2 separate regions of the Homo sapiens genome follow, and region 2 is linked to region 1. A link is a loop called in an ENCODE intact Hi-C map of the cell type or tissue named here. Cell type or tissue: heart right ventricle. All regions are shown on one strand.

Region 1 (5,000 bases):
AGCCATAGTCCCAAGGCTGACTCTAGTAGGCCCTGTTTGGATCACGTACCCATTCATGAACCAATAACCATGACTTTTGAGTTGTTGATTGGAGGATAAGGGAGTGTGTTGGGGGAGCAGGGGGAGAACTGGGGGAGCTGTTCAGGACCACCTGGATCCTATAGCCTGAGAATGGGGCAGGGTGGTTCCTCAGAGGAAAATCTGGTGCTATTACTGGAGGAAGGGAGAACGGATGCTGGGCCGCCAAAACAGATGTCTACTGCAGCCATCAAGAAAATGTTTGATTCAAAATATTCTTTCCAAAAAAGCAGTGAGATAATAATGAAGCTTGGAAACATTTATAACTAAAATGATTTAAATCAAGTTTTAATGCTTAAAAATACCGATCTTCAGGTTTCTTGAAAACTGCCATGTAAGACTGATTTCCCCAGGAGTCTACATGCCCGAGGTCTTATTATCACACTTCTAAATCATTAATCACCTATTCTTTGAGTGTTCACTTTAGACTGTGCTAGACTCTGTAGAGAGTGGAACGTTCACCCTATAAAACAGGAACTAGACCTCATGTTTTAAATGCTTAGAAGACTTTTTTTAAAAAAACCTTTAGGAAGTTACATTCTAGCTTTTGAACTTCTGTTGGTATTATTTCACAACACATTTTGCATTTCCTTCTTTATGTTACATTGAAAACATGCAGTCCGCTCAAAGGCTTTCTTTAGAAAAAGAAAGCTTTACTGAAGATATCACTGTGAGCTTGCTTTGCCCAGCAGAAGACTTTAATAAGTTGCTCAATTTAAAGACAGTTTTCTTACCTTTAATATGTTCTTAGACATTAGAATTTTCTGCTATCACGAAGCCTTATTTGAGGAGAAGATAGATGCAGATAAATTGCTGTCTAGATTATAACAATGTCCTTAATTATCTTTGAATAATTTGTAATAAAAACAGTATAATGGCCAGTCTGTAGACTTTGAAATCAAACAGACTTAGGTTCAGATTTCTTTTGCCACTCATTAATTGTTTGACTTTGGGAAAGCTATTTAAACTAAATTCTGGTTTGCCCATTGTTTAAGTGGGACTTCTATCTACTTGGCAGGTTGTTTTGTAAATTAGAGATAATATGTACTAAAATGCTCAGCACAGGAAGTGGTACAAACCAGCATTCTTGTGGTGATGTAATTTAACGTCACCCTTAAATTAAAAACATAAAAACCCTAAACTCCAAACCAAAATCAAACAACACAACTTCCGGAAATTGTGCTATCATTAAGAAATGAAATTTTTGTGATAGAATTTATGTAAATTCCTTTTTGAAGGGATTCAAATATTAGAATGATAGTCATTATTACTATATGAAAGATATGACAACTTGATAAAAAGAACACTGCCTGAACTGACTAATTTTCTTTTTCAGAAAATGTAGAATTAATTCTGAGTTGTTCCCAGAAAAACACACTTTGGGCACATGAATAATTCAACCTATATATTTTTTTCTTCCACTTATGTGTCACAGTTTAACAAGAACCCAGTGATCAATCCTCAGCTACCAGAGTTTTTATTTAAACTGTCTACTTGTGAGAAAGAGCCAGATGCTGAGAAAATAAGCTAGGATTAGAAATGTATTAAAACAACCCATTTCTGGAATATGGTCTAAAGTTTGTGTGTATTTAGCCCAGTTTTCTGTCCTCGCAGTAATGATCCTGATACTCAGAATGATAGAATTGACTTCTTGAACATAAAGCACATTTTCCATTGGTTTGTTAGGTTGTGCTTACCATGAAAGGAAAAGTGACAAAAGTATTTGGGAAAGATTTTATACACAGACCAAAATGAAAAATATTTTCATCATGGCCGTCCAGGAAGTAGAAAATCAGCTAAGTGCTAAGTGGAACATTCATTTCCTCTTTCTAGTATTTTGGTTAACGGAAATACATCCCCCCAAAATGCCCCCAAAATATAGTTAGAGAAATTTGGTTTAGAGGATGGTTTCTAGAGTCAGGTCATGTGGGTCAAAATTCTGGCTCCCCTACTTAGGACATATCCCTGTGTAATTTTGGGCAAATTACTTAATTTCCTTCCTTGTTTTAGTTCCCTATGCTGTAAAATGGGGATAAATGGGGATGATGATAATATCTCATATTATCATCACATTTGAGGATTCAGAAACACAGTATTTAAAGAATTAAGCACAGGGCATGGCACAGAGTTTCTCTCAGTTTGAACTATCATGAAGAAAAACATGAAATTTGTTTTGATCCTTCAAACTGGAAATTGAGGATCATCAGGAGTCTGCCCTGGGGGGACATCCCCTGATCCTGTCCTCCTCATTCTGAGCCTTCTCATTCTGCACACATGGTGGAGGGGCCCTGGGACCAGTCCTAAGGCAGTTCCAGGCCCAGGGCCTTGGGAATGCTGCTTTAGGTTTCTTTCTTACCTCTAACAGCCCCAGCAAGTCCAGTTTAGGCTTTAAAAAAGTTCTTAATCCCTGGGGTGGACCCTGGAACAAGCTGACCTAATTTCTCTTGTTTTTGCTGAATGGAAATTGAGTTGACTTGGGTTTTATTTAGGCTTCGTGGGGCCTGCTGCAGGATCAAAGCTCAGGTCTAGACCCAATTGAAGTTGAGATTTAGATTTAGAGCTGACCACTGCTACATTTTTCACTTCTTGTTTTGAAAGCTTTTTTTTAATTACACAGTTTATTCAGCAATATTTATTATAAATGCGAAAGGTGCTGGGGATGGGTGAGGACATTCCAGCAGAAGGAAGAGCATCTGCAAAGCTATGGAGGGATATTTAATTTTCTTTTTATTAATCAAAAATATGACTCAGGTTCTGATTAGTATGTAGGGACCCTGTACAGTCATGCTCAGTCTAAGAATATCAGCTCCAAGAGGGCAAGGATCATTTACTTGGTTCACTGATGTGTCCCCAGCACCTAGAACAGTGACTGGAATGTAGTAGGCACTCAGTGTGTATTTGTTGGACCAATAAATGAGTTGACACAATTCCAACTGATTGCAGAGAACCTAGATATTTTGATTCATCTCCACAGTTTTATTGTTGATAAATATCTCATTTCCAGTAGGTTGAATGGCTACTCCATTTGCTGTATTGTTTTTTTAATGGAAATTCATGGGTAGGTCTAGGGGGAGGGCATTTATATTAGCGGCAGGAGTTCTGCTGCAGTTTTCTCTCCCGCGATTTTTCTGGAAGATGTTATTCTGCCTTTTCTATGAGCAGACGTGCTTAGGACGAAAAGTTTAAAGGAAGGCGCTCTCACATTCGTCTCCCTGGGCGAGGAATGCCTTTTCCTCCCCATTTACCAAGTGTCCATCAGACTTCCCACAGTACAATGAGGCATTTACCCCGGGCCTCGGCGTCAGCCTGTACTTTTTACATTTTAGGCTTTTTCTGCCACCCCTGGGAAACTGCCCTGTGGTCTGGAATCATGGGAATTTGTGTCACTAAAAGCTGTTTCCCCACCCTCTCCTCTAGCAGAAGCAGTGTGTGTATACAGCAGGAAGAGCTTTGGACTTGGGTTTTAATTATGGCTCTGCAACTAATAGTGATCTGACCTTGGGGAAATTATTCATCTTTTTTTGGTTGAATTTTCTCATTTGCAAATAAAACTTGGATAATGCTTATCTTTTAGAATTGCCATGAGGATTAAATAAAATACTAATCATAAAATAATTAACAGTGCCTGGTTAGTTTTCTTTCTTCTGTCACATCAAATCATTGTTTTCCACTCTTTTAGCTTCTTGGCACAAAAGGACAGCTATATTATTTTTCATAGTGTAGAGGACTATAGAGTCTTTGAAACTCTCGATAATGATTTTCTGTGTGTTTTTTTTTTTTGAGTGAAGCAATATGGAGTTTTGTTAATATATTTTCAATGACATGGAAACAGTCCTTTAAAAAAAAAATCTCATATATTTAATTTAAAACTTTTCCAGACTATGAACCTAAAGTCAGGATCTTCGGATATAGTTCTTGTGCCCATACTCAGCTTCCTATAGAGGACATAGCATGTTTAAGCTTTGGGGAGAGAGAGAAAAATATATGTGTGGTGAAAGAGATATTTTAGCCTGCTTTTGTAACTTTAGCTTTGCTATGCAATGTGCCAAAAGTTATTTCTCCCTAGGGAGTGCCTCTTTCAACAGTTTGCGAAGGCAGCATAAATTCTCACTTGGTGTTCAAGGAAGATGGTAATACAATTTAGTACAACCAAAGTTGTTTTTTTTTTTTTTAACTTGTTAGAAACCAAAATGTGATTGCAGTGGCAAATTTGTCAGCACACTCGAGTTTAACAAGTGTTCGAAGGATTAGTAAAGGAAATGTAGTTTACTCTGCAGCTTTTATGACAAAGAATTTAAAAGGTTTTGCTCTAAGCCCCACCATGTGTTTCTTCCTTTTCTCCAAAACATACCTTTAAGTTGAAAAGAGAGATGAATCTCTTAGGGAGAAACTATTAACTCTGAGGGAGTTTATCATTGTTTGAGAGGAAGCAGAGCATTTACATTTGAATCAACTCTGAGTGTAGCTTGTGCCCTAATCTCATTCCTTCTAGAAGTTGGTGAGGAGTTTAAGTACTTCCTACTTTGTGTTCTGGTCCTCATAGTGCCATCCTAATTTTCCTGGGGATCATACATTTCGTAATTCAAAGTAAGCAAACTGGACACGGTGCCTTGGTTATGCATGGAAATATTTTCTGTAGTTGTCAAAGTTCTCTAAGTAGGGCCATTGGCCAGAATTGTCTCATTGTCATCGCACTTATTACCATGCTAAAAATGCTATAAAAAAGACCAAATACTACAGAAAGTTTGAAAAAGAGATAAAATATAAGCACCTCCATCACAATCCTATTTTCAAGTTTTGAAGATTCCCATTTGATGTATTTGCAGTTGAGGTACAGTTTAAATGAGAGAAAGCAAGATCTTAATGTTGACCACAAACATTTTCATCAGTTTTTCATGGCTGCATCAGAGTTTTATAGTTTG
Region 2 (5,000 bases), 680 kb before region 1:
ATGAAACACTGAGAAGGTCACACATATACACACACAGAGAGGTAAGTTCACTCAATCTAATCCTGAGAAAACAAACAAGCCCATATTGAGGGACATTCTTCAGAATAACTGACATTTGACAAAATACCCATTTGAAAAGTGTCAAAGTCACAAAAAAACAAGGAAAGACTGAGCTGTCACAGATTGGAGAAGACTATGAAGGCATGACAGCTAAATGCAATGTGGGCCCCTGGATTGTGTTCTGGAACAAAAGATATCAGTGAAACAACTGGAGAAATCAAAATAAAGTATGTACTTTGGTTAATAGTATTGTACCAAGGTTAATTTCCTAGTTTTGATGACTAGACATGATTATGTCCATTGTTAAAAGGAGGAGGGTGTATGGGAACTCTCCATACTATTTTTGCAACTCTTGTATAAAGTCTAAACTTACCTCAAAATTTAAAAAATTAACTATTAAAAAAATGCAGCTGCCATTTGTGGCTGGGGCTTTTTCACCTATGTGCAAGACAGCTCTCTGTTGTTCTCCATCTTTGGATATGGAACTGAGTATCTTTTCAGACCTGAAAGTTGGCTGGTCAGAAAACTCCTTAGCAAAGCAATGAGGAAGATCTAAAGAAGGGTGGTGAATGGAGACTGGGCCCTGTCTGTCCATCCCCACTACTGCACTAGTATCCCCCATGTATGTTCCTTACCCATCTTGCAGTCTTCGGGATAAAGTCAGGCTCCTTAAGGTGATTTTCAAGGCCCCTCTGACACTGGCATCAGCCACCTGATCCCTTTCCTTCTCCATTTGGTGTTCCCCACTCACAATCTGCATTCCATCCTAGTTCTTCAAAAACCCAGTGATGTTTCCTGTTTTGCACATGTGGTTTCATCTGCCTGGAAGAAGAGGGGGTTTAAACATCCACCCCTTCTTCTACTCCTGACTTCAAGGTTCAGCGTTTATTTGTAACATCCTCTAAGAAGCCTTCTCTGACACCATCCCCCACCAGATAACCCTCCTGTGCTTCCACAGCTTTTTTGCATGCCTTCTGCCATAACCCTGGTCATCTTGTGTTATCTTTCTCTGTTCACTCATCTGTTTCCCTCATTATTAGACAATGAGCCCCTCAAGGGCCATGATCAAGTCCTACTTTTCTGTTGGTCCTTCAGCAAATAACTCAGTAGTGATAGGATGCTCCCTGGTTAGATGGATTGACTGTGATGGAGGGCCATGGCAGGAAGTGGGATGGGGAAAATATTGTCAGAGGAGAAATGAGGATACAGTCAGCTTCGTGGCGGGTGGTGGGGGTGGGTGTCATGTTAGTTAAGTAACTGTGAAAAAATAAAAAATTTCCTTAACTCTGTGGTCTCATAACTTGCTAACTAGTTCAAAAGTATAAAGGTCAAGGAAAGCTTCTTGGAGGAGGTGATGTTTGCAGAATGGCATTGTGAGGCAGTGATCCTGTGGCATCGCCATATCACTTTACCAGGGTAAAAAGTGCCCCAGGACACAACACAGAGGTCTGCATGAAGCACTGAGAAATCTCAAGGAGGGATAACATTTGAGCAGAATCTTAAAGAAATCAAAGTTCGTGTTCCTTACAAACATTTTTTTTACATTTCTTACATTTTCCTTATGAACTTTTTTTTTTACATTTTATTATACCAAAAAAATTTGTAGAGACAAGTTTTCAGCATGTTGCCCAGGCAGCTCTTGAACTGAGGATCAAGTTCAGCTGAGCTAAACTGAGCTCAAGCAATCCTCCCGCCTCAGTCTCCCAAAGTGCTGGGATTATAGGCATGAGCATATGCCTGCCAAAAGATTGTTTGTTTTTAAATTAAGACTTTAAAATTTTGTTCTGTTTTATTTTTAAATAATTTCAAGCTTACAGAAAAGTTGCAACAGTAGTAATAATTCCCATATGCCCTTTACCTAAATTCACCAATTGTTAACATTTTGCCACATTTGCTTTATCATGCTATTTGTTTTATTATTTTCCCTCCCCCCTCCCCCTTGCTCTTCTTTCTGTCTCTCTCTTCCACCTTCCCCACTTCCCACAGGTAAGTAAGTGTGTGTGTGCCTGCATGTACGCACCTTCTTAGCCATTTGAGAGTGAGGCATAGGCAGTGTTCCTTTTATTTCTAGCAATCACAGTACTGTTATCAAAATCAGGAAATTTAACCTGACACAGTACTATCTTATTAGCAGATCTTATTCAATTTTTGCCAGTCATCTCAGTGTCCTTTATAGCAATTTTATTTTCTCTGATCTAGAAGCCACTTCAGGAAATCACATTACATTTAGTTTTTATGTCTTTTCAGTCTCTTTTAATCTGAAATAGTTCGTCAGTCTTTCTTTGTCTTTATTAACATTGTCGATTTTGAAGCAAATAGGTCATGTATTTTGTAGAATATCCCTTAATTTGGGCTTGTCAGTTTCCTCACGAATACATGCAGGTTATGCATTTTTCGCAAGAATGCCATAGAAATGATGTTGTGTCCTTCTTAGACCATAATATCAAGAGCACATGATGTAAGTGTATACCCATTATTGGTGATATTAACTTGAATCACTTGGTTATGATGATGTCACTTAGGGAAGGTGATGTTGCCAGATTTTTCCACTTTAAGTTTCTTTCTGAGTACAGGCAACATATGCAGAGACAGAACTATGTAAAACAGAATAGCATGTTTAAAGACTAACAAATAGTTATCTACATGTAGGGTATAGCATTTATGGCAAGAGATGAGGATGAGGGGTCCCACCAGAACCAGATGATAGATGGTCTTGAATGCCATGCTAAGGAGCTTAGATTTGGCCCATGAACCAAAGGCACCACCGACAGGTTTTGAGTGGAGCTTTGATGTAGTTAGCTTTGTTATTTATGGTTTCTGGGTTTTGTTGACTGCCTAAGCCCAAGCAAATGAAGAATGGTAGGCATATGAGTTCCAAAGCAGAAAAAGTGTTTGTGGTGCCTTCTGAGAAGATAGAAGAGCCATGGCTAGGGCCATTCTCTTTCTTAGACTTAGATAAGAGTTACAGCAGAACCATTCCTGTAATACTGCACACAGGAGCCATTTGTTCTTTTTAATCAAATCACTGCCAAATAGATTTTAGCCCTGCTGAAAAACTTGTTAGTTCAGTATGGCATCAAGGAACAAGTACAGCTTTAGAATCAGAAGATCTAAATGGAAACTCCAGCTCTGTCAGTTCTTCCCTGAGCAAATCTCTTTACCTCTCTGAGCTCTGTTTCCTCATCTCAAAAATGCGTGGGAGAATAATACACCTTCCAAGGTGGTTGTGAGGATCACATGAGATAACATACATATGTGCAAGAACATTATAAGTTTGAAAATATGGTCCAAGTTTTTGTTTTTAACAGAGGCAGTGTGGCACATTGTATTGATTTCCACACTTCAGGTGGTTTCATGGCATCTTGACCGATTTTATCATCTCTAAATGGGTACTGCTGTTTATATTAGTCTTTCAATAACTTTTAAAAATCAAAGTTAATTTTTAAAGGCAATTCTTTACCACCTCATTAAAACTTTGTTCTGTTTTATTTTGAAGTAATTTCAAGCTTACAGAAAATTTGCAACAGTAGTAAGAATTCTCATCTGCCCTTTACCCAAATTCACCAATTGTTAACATTTTGCCATGTGAGTTGCACATCAGAATAAATGTATAATTTAAGAATAATTAATAATTAAGAATGTATAATTAAGAGTTTATGCACCACCTAAAAGTATCTTATGTTTCTCCACTAGGATGCATACATAGTAGTAGTAGAAAGAAGTCTGGTCTTACAGTCTGATAGTGTGGGTTCCAACCCTGATTCTGCTCTTTAGTTTCTGTCTCTTCCAGCAAAATACTTCATTTCTGTGAGCCTTAGATCCATCTGTTCAATGGGAGTGATACTAATACTTTACTCATGAGTGATTTTACCTCAGAGAACAGTATGTAACACATAGTAGATTTCTATCATATACGTATTTTGTTACTCTGGGTGGGGTCGAGGAAGAAGATGAACATTTTTTTGAGATGGAGTTTTGCTCTTGTTGCCCAGGCTGGAGTGCAATAGCACCATCTCAGTTCACCGCAACCTCCACCTCCCGGGTTCAAGCAATTCTCCTGCCTCAGCCTCCCGAGTAGCTGGGATTACAGGCATGTGCCACCACGCCCGGCTAATTTTGAATTTTTAGTAGAGACATGGTTTCTCCATGTTGGTCAGGCTGGTCTTGAACTCCCAATCTCAGGTGATCTGCCCTCCTCAGCCTTCCAAAGTGCTGGGATTACAAGTGTGAGCCACTGTGCTTGGCCGATGAGCTTTTGAATTTCAGAACAAGAGATTGGCAAGATGTAAATCTTTAAGACATGTGGCCCTTTAAATGAAAAGTAAAGTATGTTGCTTTCTTTTCACACCTCCAGGACAGTGAAAATGAGGTAACAGCCGAACTATTAATACATTTGGTGTTGTATTCCAGTGACAGATCTTTGTTCTCTACCTATGAGCTGAAATAAAGACATGTGAGATGTTATTATTGGAAATAGAAATACCCAAAGACTGTCATTGACCATGGAACAGCAGAGAAGCGATTGTAAAGATTTTAGAACTTGAAATTAGATTGAAAGAGACCTCCCAGCCAACAAGCAGCATACATCTAGCTCTAACATAGGCTATGTATGTTTCTTACTCCAAATTCACAACAGCTTTTTATAAAGCAGACCGACCCTGTTGCCTCCATTTAGCAGATGAAAATATTAAGATTCTAGCAAAGTTGAGAATAGAACCTTGGATTTTTAACTCAAAGAGGCTAGGGAGAGGGAAGGATTAGTTACTAAGTGCTTACTTTACATGCAAGGCCCTAAGGTTGGTGTTTTATCCATACCATTTTATGTAATGTAACATAAAACAAGTACCAGTATTTTCTCTTTTCATTTCAGTAAACTGAAGTCCAGAGAGGCAGAGAAACTTGTTCATAATTATACAGACCAGGAAGAAACAGGATTTGGA

What was found. Hi-C counts contacts between places; a loop is a spot of excess contacts. Peaks named below come from ENCODE experiments on the same cell type or tissue, not always from the same donor. Only the 100,000 strongest peaks of a DNase experiment are listed, where the experiment ranks them.
Region 2: it touches region 1 in a loop (15-fold over the local background); 1 of 110 quality-filtered maps calls a loop at or near these places.

The regions. Positions count from the first base shown.
Region 1 is chr9:123,862,848-123,867,847 of GRCh38, reverse strand. All of the region lies in intron 2 of DENND1A (DENN domain containing 1A), which reads left to right. Among named protein-coding and RNA genes, the nearest start is that of DENND1A, 65 kb to the left of the region's middle. RefSeq lists enhancers at 3,895-4,436, 4,437-4,979. In heart right ventricle, no CTCF peak of the experiment used is centred here; a DNase peak (open chromatin) is centred at 2,457; H3K27ac peaks cover 2,331 bases.
Region 2 is chr9:124,545,140-124,550,139 of GRCh38, reverse strand. All of the region lies in intron 3 of NR6A1 (nuclear receptor subfamily 6 group A member 1), which reads left to right. Among named protein-coding and RNA genes, the nearest start is that of NR5A1, 40 kb to the right of the region's middle. In heart right ventricle, no CTCF peak of the experiment used is centred here; no DNase peak of the experiment used is centred here.